2 separate regions of the Homo sapiens genome follow, and region 1 is linked to region 2. The links are chromatin contacts, found by Hi-C or POLR2A ChIA-PET in ENCODE. All regions are on one chromosome and are shown on one strand. The core of a region is the stretch at or near the end of the contact, and the rest is flanking DNA. Distances in the headings are between cores, read along the strand shown.

Region 1 (5,422 bases), core at 98-2,597, 270 kb before region 2:
TGCAAGCCCCGTGTTTAAAGGTGGATGTGGTCACCTTCCCAGCTAGGCTTAGGGATTCTTAGTTGGCCTAGGAAATCCAGCTAGTCCTGTCTCACCACGAGCTCATTTTTGACTGAACTTTATCTGTGGTAATTTTAGAGGCTAGGCTTGAAAGTACATTTCTCTAGAGTGGATATTCTGTTAGTTTTGCCAGGGAAATCTAAAAAAAAAAATCTCAGCTGGGTGCGGGTGGCTCATGCCTGTAATCCCAGCACTTTAGGAGGCCGAGGCAGGTGGATTGCTTGAGCTCAGGAGTTCAAGACTAGCCTGGGCAACATAACAAGACATCGTCTCTACTAAAAATCAAAAAAATTAACTGGGCATGATGGCGCCTGCCTGTAGTCTCGGCTACTCGGGAGGCTGAGGTGGGAGGCTCGTTTCAGCCTGGGAGGTTGAGGCTGAGATTGTACCACTGCACTTCAGCCTTGGTGACAGAGCGATTCCCTGTCTCAAAAAAATAAATAAAAATAAAATCTCAGTTTCAGAGTTTTTCATACTGCATAGATTGTGTGAACTTGGGCCATAAAATACACATGAGAATCAGCTTGTGGTTATGAAGTTTTTTTTTTTTTTCTTCTCTGTCCAGCCACAAGCTTGACATGGGCAAGTGTCCTTGCAATCTCAGGGTATTTTTCTTTGGTTTTCCTAGTTCATGCTTCCCTGGCTTTATTTGTTTGTTTCTATTTTTGTGTTTTTCACTGAGACTCCTTTGGCTTTGTCTTCTGTCCCCTGAGCAGGTCGTCCTACTCTTCTGTCTCCTGTTTGTCAAGTGAAACTTTAGATGAGAGGGAATCAGCCTAACATTTCTGTATTTGTGCTTTTGCTTTTCTATTGCTCTAGCCTCTAAGAATTTTTCTTATTTTCCTGCCCCTTTGCTGATTCATTTAAAAATATTTTATCCAGCATTTTTAGCTACTGTACAGCAGGAAGGTTTGTTAGGAAGTCAAGTCTGCAATATATCTGAGAAACCCTTGCCTTGTTTTTGTATGACTAGACTCCCCAAAATAGGTCCCCTCAGATCAGAGCCATATGTACCCCAAAGTTCTAGCATCCATACCTAGAGCCACCAAAAGTTTTTTAAAAAATCTGTACATCATTATCAAAGTACAGTAGCCATCGTCTGCCAAGGCATAGCTTTTAGTCCTTATTTTTAGTATAATTTCATTTCTATGTAGGGCTGTGCAGTACATTTAGCCAATTGTTTCTTATCTCTTGGTCTTAAAGCAGATGACAAAGGACCTTCATTTCCCACAGAGGGTAGAATTCATGTTTACATAGGGTATTGAGAAGTGCTGTAGTGACTCACTTATTTCAACTCTCAAATTTCAGTACATATTTGTCATTTCTGTTAGGCCAAATCAACTTCCTAATTGCACCATGTTTTGTTATAATTTGGAGTTGAACCTAAAACTCCAATAGAGAAAATGTTCATGGAATATTTTTGTGATAAAATCAGATAAAAATTGTTAAATAGCAGTTGTGATTGTCAAATTATTTTATTTTATTGTTGATTTATTTTATCATTGGTTTTTATTTTTGTTTTTGGTAGTTAACAACATTCTAAAAAAATGTTGTAGTCCAAAATACACTTCTTTTTTTTGAGAGGACGGTGAGTTGTGGCATTGGGAGAGGGTATTTTCTGTTTTCTTACATGTGCTACTCAATACACAATATCTCTGACTCATTAGCATTTAAACTTAGTTCAGGGTAACTATATAAAGAGGCTCTTTAGAAGTTTGAAAATGAAACATTAAAGGTATGGAATTTGTATATCAAAAAAGCTTTAGAGATGATGGATTTGTGGACAATTTAGGAACATCAAAAGTCATCCAGCCTGAGTTGTTGTTTTAAGGAAATAAGGCCCAGAACAGTGACCTGAGATGCTGAACTATCAGAACCACGATTGGAAACAAGACCTCATAGTTGAGAACACTCTCTTCAACGCTGCATTGTTTTCCTGTTTATATGCCATGTTTAGCTAAGCATTTAAAATTGTTTATACTTACAAATTAAAAATAATTATTTCTACTTGCATGTTTTGTAAAATGAACTGACACCCCCCATGTTTAAAATTGATTTAGAAAACCCAGACATTTAATGTTTTTTAAAAAAACTACATAATAATATTTGGAATTTATGGGAGTATTAAAGAGGCAACACAGCTTTCTGAAGTTTATTTCTAGAACACGGGTAATCACCATGACTCCAGGCACACCCGTCTGTTTATTAAAGCAGAAGAATCAAGAAGTCTGAGATGCAGACGTTTCAGGATACTAGGGAAGTGAAAAATAGTTTTTTCTGAAATGAGAGCCCTACTATTTTTTTTTTTTTTGAGACGGAGTCTCGCTCTGTCGCCAGACTGGAGTGCAGTGGCGCGGTCTCGGCTCACTGCATCCTCTGCCACCCGGGTTCAAGTGATTCTCCTGCCTCAGCCTCAGCCTCCCGAATAGCTGGCACTACGGCTGTGCACCACCATACCTCAAAATACACTGATTTTTGTATTTTTAGTAGAGACGGGGTTTCACCATGTTGGCCAGGATGGTCTTGATCTCCTGACCTCGTGATCCGCCCACCTTGGCCTCCCAAAGTGCTGGGATTACAGGCATGAGCCTCCGCATCCAGCCAAGCCCTGCTTTTTATAAATAAATGACTATCATTATTTCCTGTTTTTAAATCTTTTAAAAACTCTTTTGGAACTTTATCAGCTCCCTATAACTCCAGAGATAACCATAAATGAGACTGTAAAAGAAATGAAGTTATAAAGACAGACATTTCATATCAACAGCATTTTTATTGATGCTGACCAACAATATTAACAGTAGTGGGCATTTCTTAAGCACTTCCTATGAGTCAGGCTCTGTGCTTGGCAATGGGCATTAGGTCATTTAATATAGCAACCCTAAGAGGTAGATATTCTTTATAAATAAGAAAGCCAAAGCTTAGAAAGTTTAAGTAGTTTGTCCAAAGTCCTATAGCTAATAAGTAGTGAAGCTGGGTCAGGAGGCACAGAGCTCTGCCAGACTGCAGGGCCAGGTCTAGCCTCGGTTCTCTGTTATCCCCCCAGTTAGCTTGCTGAGAGCAATCCCATTTCTGATTTATGGTTAGGAGGGTTTAACTGTGGGTTGTGAGACTATGTTGTGCTTTAAATCTGTTGTTCTGTAACAAGCTTCAGGGCAAGTATTGCAGGCGATGATAAATAAGATAAATAAGAAATAAAGATAAATAAGAAAAAACTAATATTTATTGCAGGAAATTGGAACTCGTTGAGTACATACAAACTGTGTGCTAGTTAGTATGGGTGCTTTTGCAAAATTCTTTTACTGTTCATTTTCCCATTTCACAAATATTTTCTGAGCACCTGCTATGGGTTTGCCACCATGCTAGGAACTGGGGACACAGCATGAATGAAACAAAGGGCTTACTTTCTGGTGGAGGAGACAGACAACAAGCAGATTAACAAGTAAATACATAATGTTTCAGATGGTAATAAGTGCTGTGGGGGAAAGTGAAGCAGGATAAGGGGCATAGAGTAATTGGTGAGGAGGGTAAAGTTACATAAGGCTTTTAGGGGAAGAACTTTCTTTAAAAGGTTGACATTTGAGCAGAGACCTAACAGCACATCAGGAGGCCTTGTAAGTCATGGTGCAGGCTTTGGATTTTATCCTGAGTGAAGTGGAAAGCCACAGGAGGGTTTTGAGCACAGGCATGATGTACTCTGACTTAGGTCTTTGAAGACTGGATCTAGCTTCTGTATGGAGAATAGATCGTTGAGGACAAGGAGGCAAGCAAGATCAGTTGGAAGATATTTTCCAATAATTGTTCAGGCAAGAGGTGAATGTGACTTGGAATAAGAACAACATAGCTCTGGCTGGGCATGGTGGCTCATGCCTGTAATCCCAGCACTTTGGGAGGCCCCAGTGGGTGGATCATCTGCAGTCAGGTGTTCGAGACTAGCCTGGCCAACATAGTGAGTTGGCCCATCTCTACTAAAAATACAAAAAAATTAGCCGGGTGTGGTGGCATGCACCTGTAGCCCCAGCTACTCGGGAGGCTGAGGCAGGAGAATTGCTTGAACCCAGGAGGCAGAGGTTGCAGTGAGCCGAGATTGCGCCACTACACTCTGCACTCCAGCCTGGGCAACAGAGTGAGACTCCATCTCAAAACAAACAAACAAAAAAACAAAAACAAAAAAAAAACATAGCTCTAATTTATTGAATGCCTATATGTACTTTATGTATATCATTTTAGTAATCCAGTTGAATTTAGCTATCTTTGTGTTTTAGAAGATGATAAAACTCAAAATCTCCCTGTGCCTTAGAAATGCTCTAATGGGAACATTTCAGACATTGTGGCAGCAGTTTTTGGTAGCAGATTTTCAGACTCCATCAGATCCCATCAAAGATTATATTCTACCTAGAGAATCAGGAAGGCAGGTGAGAAGGTAACGCCATCTGTCCCTATGACTCAACAGAGCAGTAATGAGCTTTTACTTTCAACTAGGGAAGCAAGGCTGAGCATGGTGGCTCATGCCTGTAATCCCAGCACTTTGGAAGGCTGAGGCAGGAGGATTGCTTGAGCCCAGGAGTTCCAGACCAGCCTGAGCAACACAGTGAGACAATTCCCTGGCCACTCTTCCCCCATCTCTTCAAAAAACAAAAAAATTAGCCAGGTGTGGTGGCACACATGTAGTCTAGCTACTTGGGAGGCTGAGGTGGGAGGAGTGCTTGAGCCTGGAAGGTCAAGGTTGCCATGAGCTGGGATCTCACCACCACACAGTGAGCTGTGATTTTACCACCACACTTCAGCCTAGATGACAGAGCAAGATGCTCTCTCTCTCTCTGTCTCTCTTACACACACACACATACAGACACACACACACACACACACACACACACACACACAGAAAACTAGGGAAGCAGGGAGGTAGATTGTCACAATTAAAGTGTTCCAGGCCATATTTCTTTTGAATGGTGTTCTGAATTGGGCTAGGCTGTTTCTGTTAGGACAGACTCATTTGACTCCTTGAATCTCTGTCTCTGTGATTGTCAGAAATGGCTCCAGGAAAAATTGTGATCTAGGCAGCTTATCTACTTCTAGGAGCCTCAGTGTTCCCTTTTCGTTTTATCAAAACACTTCTGCAGGACATAGTCTGGTGGCCTTATTCATACTGAAGCATAAATGACTGATACTGTGCCACTTAATATTTTTCATCCATGGGTAGTTTGATTAGAAATAAAAAGCTTTAAACCAAAAGAATGTATCTGTTACTGGAAATTTAGGCAACAGCATGCAGGTGATGTGAAGGGAGGTAGATATTTTTTTCAAGTCCTCAAAATGATATATTTTTGGTCATATAGCTATAATCACTGCAATTCTAAGTACT
Region 2 (5,323 bases), core at 1,215-3,714:
TTTTTAGTACCCTCATTCTAATTTAAAATGTTCTAAGTATTTACTTTTGGAATGTCTTAAAACTATGCCTTGGCCCACGTTCTGAATTCCTCCTGTGAACTTTCCCTTCCCAGGTAGCAGCAGTGAAGCAGCTGGAAGAGAGCAAAACCAAAATAGAAAACCTTTTGGACTGGTTGTCAAATGTTGACAAAGACTCAGAAAGGGCAGGGACAAAACACAAACAGGTAATCGAACAGAACGGGACCCATTTTCAAGAAGGTGATGGCAAGTCAGCAATTGGAGAAGAGGATGAAGTTAATGGTAACCTGTTGGAGACTGATGTTGATGGGCAAGTTGGAACCACTCAGGAGAATCTGAATCAGCAATATCAGAAAGTTAAGGTGTGTTGTTATAAACATATGATATCGTTCAATTCTATTTCCAGGTTGGTAAAGAGAGAAATAACCTAGCACATGAGTTCTTTTCAAACCTTACTGACAAAAGAGGTTTTTTTCTGTGTTCATCATGTCAGATATAAATTATTATGAGAGTTCTAAGCAAGTCAAAAAATAATGAGAAATAAATTGTAGAGTTGGCATTCTCCATGTAAGTGAAGTAGAATTATTATAAAGATTTAATAATAATAGTTAACATTTATAGGACAGTTAAAGTGGGCACTCTTCTAAGTTCTTTCCATTTTAACTCATTTTGTCTTCCCAGTTACTCCTTGGGGTTTTTATTTTCATCTTACAGATGAGGAAACTGTAACTGACAGTATTAAAGTAGCTTTCTCAAGTTACATATCTAGAAAGGGCTGGAATTTGGATTTAAAACTAGGCCATATGTTCACTCTGCTAAGTCTGAATCTGTGTTCTAAGAGAACAATCTTTTTTTTTTTTTTGAGACAAGGTCTCACCCTGTCGCCCAGGTTAGAGTGCAGTGAAACAAGCATGGCTCACTGCAGCCTCAAACTCCCTGGCCCAATTGATCCTCCCACCTCAGCCTCCTGAGTAGCTGGGACTACAGGTCTGTGCTGCCATGCCTGGCTAATTTTTGTATTTTTTGTAGTGATGAGGTCTCTCTATGTTGCCCAGGCTGCTCTCGAAGTCCTGGGCTCAAGCATTCCGCCCACATCCTCCCAAAGTGGTGAGATTACAGGCATGAGCCACTGTGTCCAGGCTAAGTTGAGCTCACTTAAGTTCTTTCTGAGCTCAGCTCACCTATTCAGTTAAGGCTATTGTTGAGAAGAGATATAAAAGCCCTTCTACCAATTTACTCCATGACATAAATTAAAGCTAACATTAATGCTACTATAAGAGCAAAGGCGACTTCTGTAGAACTACTTTTAAAGTGTCACTCATTTTATTTCAATATTTGGCTTTTGACAGACGGTTTCTGGACCTCAGAAACTTTTGCAGGTCTATTTATTTTGTTCCTACCCTTCATATTTGGAATCTTTGGAATAGGGTACTCCCTGTGAGGTTCTTATAGAAAATACAAATTAAACCAGAAGAAGAATGGGAGTATTTACTGCTCACAATTTTAACGGGCTATTATAGGACCTTATTATGAAAAATAAAGTCTCTTAAAATGAAAAATCTAGTGAATTCCTAAAGGAACATTGTGAGTCAGTTACAAAGAAGTCAGGAAAAGTTAGTAAGTTGACCAAAGTAGTGAGAAATACTGGTGGGTAGACTTAAACATAAAGATATCACACAGGAAAGCCCTTGGTTTTAGGCACAGTGTGGCATTTCCCATCTGATCATTTTACCTCAAAGAATATGGGAATCTGTGCTTTAGAAAATCCTAATCTGGGCCAGGCGTGGTGGCTCATGCCTGTAATCCCAGCACTTTGGGAGGCTGAGGCGGGTGGATCACAAGGTCAGGAGATTGAGACCATCCTGGCCAACATGGTGAAGCCCTGTCTCTACTAAAAATACAAAAATTAGCTGGGTGTGGTGGTGCGTGCCTGTAATCCCAGCTACTTGGGAGACTGAGGCAGGAGAATCGCTGGAACCCAGAAAACAGAGGTTGCAATGAGCCAAGATTGTGCCACTGCCCTCTGGCCTGGCGACAGAGCGAGACTCCATCTCAAAATAAATAAATAAATAAATAAGTAAATAAATAAATAAAAGAAAGAAAGTCCTAATCTGGCAGCATGGAGAGAGGGCCAAAGCACCTGAGCCAGGAACGTCTAGCTTTCAGTAGTTGTCCCATATGTCCTGGGCCAAGCCATTCTCTTCCTTCAGCCTAAGAGTCCTCATCTGTAGGAGGAAGGGGATGGATCTGATCATTTATATGGTGTTGCATATGTCTGTCCATGCTATTTTGTGCAAAGCCCTTCTCGGGGTGGGGTGGGGGTAGCATATGAATGTATTTCAAATACCAAAAACACAAGTCTGTGGGAAAGAAGTTAGTTAAAAATATTTACTATGTGCCCACTAGGTGGCGGGCACTGTTATAGACAGTGAGGATACCAGTGTTAATGAGCCAGTTCTGAGCTGACTAATTGGGATCAGACTTACAAGTGAACGGCTGCCCCATAGCAGTGCTTCTAAGGAAGTCCTTTTCACAGCATAGAGTTATTCTTACTCAGCTCCTGTGTGCCAGCACTGTTCTAAGTACTTGGGATTACACAGTGAGCAAAATAAATTCCCTGTGCCCCCCTTGCACACTAGTTAGTGAGAATGTTACAGTAGACAATAACTAAGTTATATGGTAGGTTAGAAGGCAGTGAGTACTAAGGGAGAAAAGGAGTTAGGTAAGGGTGGTTGAGTGTGGGGTGGGGGACCAGTTTTCAGCATTTAAACGGGACTCAATGGAGATGGGTGCAATTAGCCAAGCAGATATCTGATGAAAGAGCTGTAACTAGACAACAACAGGAGAAAAAGCTCCTAAAGTGTTTACCAGGGTGGGGATGGAGGTAAGGGTGGGAGCAGCAAAGAATCTGGAGGTAATAAAAGGGGCTCTGGGGTAATGGGAGCGGGTCATTTGGCTCCATGTAAGCCATTATAAGAAATGTGGGAAATTGCCCAGAAGGATTAGTATCCTTTTTGCCACACTTGTATGGCAAATTGGGGTGAATGGAAGAAGATGCTTATGGCTGGAGGGAAAGGGACTTCACCTACCTGATGCCTCCCTGCTTCCCTGAAGACTGAGGGGATCAGTAGCTCTGCACACCTGTGACTTGCCTGCAGCACACCTGCCTGGGAGCCCTGCCTTCCTGCCTTCAGAGTGGATTTGAATTTCTGGCACATGCCCAGCTCTGCAGGAAGTGCTCTACATATGTGATCTCATGTACTCCTTAACAGCAACCTGTGATGTGTAGGAGTTATTGTCTCCATTTTCACATGCAGGAAACTGAGGCCCAGTGAAGCTGAGTAGCTCCAGGATTCTCTTTTATTATATCTGCTTCTCTAATGTCCATTGGGCTTCTCTGAATGTACAGTGTTCTTGCTTAGTTATTTTTGAAACCTTTTTAAAGCTTAAAGTTACAGATTCTTTTTCCCTATTTAAAAGTTTTTCCAGGATCATTTCGTAATAAAAAATATTATACTTGTTTGTCCAAAAATTAGGTAAAGACATTCTTTTTTGGGTAGTTGTGAGAAAGCAGGGAATAAAATGAGATCAGATTATAGACACTTATTTTAAAATTGGAATAGAAATTGGTTTTTCTAAACTTCTGAAAAATGGTGTCTGTCCTATCTGATTAAGTACATAGAGAAGATTGGAAATTTTCTTTAAAATAAGATTAGCATGCTCAAAATGCCTTGTTATTCTGAAATCCACCAATAAAAGGGAGTACGGTATAGCTTGAAAAGGGGAATGAGAAGCAAGTTGTAGCCCTGTAGATCATTGAAACCTGTCAGTCTTGAGGCGGCAAGGAGCTCCCTGCAGGTGTTACCCCGTTACTGCTTGAAGATTATGATCAATTTGTTTTCACATAGGCCCAACACGAGAAGATCATCTCTCAGCACCAAGCAGTGATCATAGCCACTCAGTCTGCACAAGTGTTGCTTGAGAAACAGGGTCAGTATCTCTCTCCTGAAGAAAAAGAGAAACTGCAAAAGAACATGAAGGAACTGAAAGTGCATTATGAAACTGCACTGGCTGAGTCAGAGAAGAAAATGAAGTTAACTCACTCTCTGCAGGAAGAATTAGAAAAGTTTGATGCTGACTATACCGAGTTTGAGCACTGGCTACAGCAGTCAGAACAAGAACTTGAAAACCTGGAGGCAGGTGCAGATGACATCAATGGTTTAATGACCAAATTGAAGAGGCAGAAGAGTTTCTCAGAAGACGTTATTTCTCACAAAGGTGACTTGAGATACATCACAATTTCTGGAAACAGAGTGTTGGAAGCTGCCAAATCTTGCAGCAAGAGAGACGGTGGCAAGGTTGATACTTCTGCAACCCACAGAGAAGTGCAGCGCAAGTTGGATCATGCTACTGATCGGTTCAGGTCTCTCTACTCTAAGGTAATGTTATTTTGATTTTTTAAGGGAAAAGTCAATCTGCAATTATAGTTTTCAATTATAGTTTTGGAACAAGAGGCAAGAAACCTAAAATCCAAAACAGGAGGAAAAGGTAGCTTTAGCCTACTTCTATTTTTTTTTTTTTTTTTGAGAAGGAGTCTCACTCTGTCGCCCAGGCTGGAGTGCAGTGGCGTGATCTCGGCTCACTGCAACCTCTGCCTCCCAGGTTCAAGCAATTCTCCTGCCTCAGCCTCCCGACTAGCTGGGACTACAGGCATGTACCCCCACGCCCGTCTAATTTTTTTTCTGTTTTTAGTAGAGATGGGGTTTCACTGTATTAGCCAGGATGGTCTCGATCTCCTGACCTCGTGATCCGCTCACCTCGGCTTCCCAAAGTGCTGGGATTGCAGGCATGAGCCACAGTGCCCAGCCTTCTCTCTATCTTATTCACCTGCTTTACTTCTGAACAATGTATTTAAATATGAGAAACTTAAAGTTACTTTAGTTTTTGAGAGCATGATTTCCAGAAGTCCCAGCTCTCAAATGCTCTAATATCCAGTGTGACCACAAGATGGCGGTTGTGCATTGACTCTAAGCAAAAACAGATGCTTGCAGCCTCTCAAGCTTGGGAACTGGTTTCATCTCAGATTATCCTCTTCACAAACACTGCAGGTGTTTGTCTTGTATATTTGATCAGTATGTTATTTTAATACTTAATGAATAAAAGACTGTTTTGCTTGTTTTACTTCTGTGGTCAAGTAAAAGGTTTTTTTTGAAAAAAAAAAATCTAAGAAAATATTTACTGGTTTGTAATATAATCTGAACAGACTTGCCAAGTTGCATAAATGATTTAAAGACCATCACTGGCT

The links. Hi-C counts contacts between places; a loop is a spot of excess contacts on that map. ChIA-PET counts read pairs that join two places held with the same protein, here RNA polymerase II (POLR2A). Pooled maps may share reads with other maps.
Region 1: a pooled map shows a loop between it and region 2 (2.6-fold over the local background). The contact joins two enhancer-like sites. A Hi-C loop is called at or near these places in 19 of 37 single-sample maps with no recorded cell type and 15 of 50 pooled maps. POLR2A ChIA-PET finds 5 or more read pairs at or near these places in 1 of 52 experiments (Panc1).

What each region holds. Positions count from the first base shown.
Region 1 is chr6:56,864,781-56,870,202 of GRCh38, reverse strand. All of the region lies in intron 3 of DST (dystonin), which reads left to right. Among named protein-coding and RNA genes, the nearest start is that of DST-AS1, 24 kb to the right of the region's middle. Within about 2 kb of position 1,347, at least 3 of the 41 ENCODE cell types and tissues checked have a DNase peak (open chromatin) inside an H3K27ac peak, as active enhancers do.
Region 2 is chr6:56,592,797-56,598,119 of GRCh38, reverse strand. DST (dystonin) reads left to right here. Exons shown (of 104, transcript NM_001374736.1): 47 at 114-380; 48 at 3,927-4,457. Among named protein-coding and RNA genes, the nearest start is that of DST-AS1, 250 kb to the left of the region's middle. RefSeq lists an enhancer at 3,970-4,229. Within about 2 kb of position 2,464, at least 3 of the 41 ENCODE cell types and tissues checked have a DNase peak (open chromatin) inside an H3K27ac peak, as active enhancers do.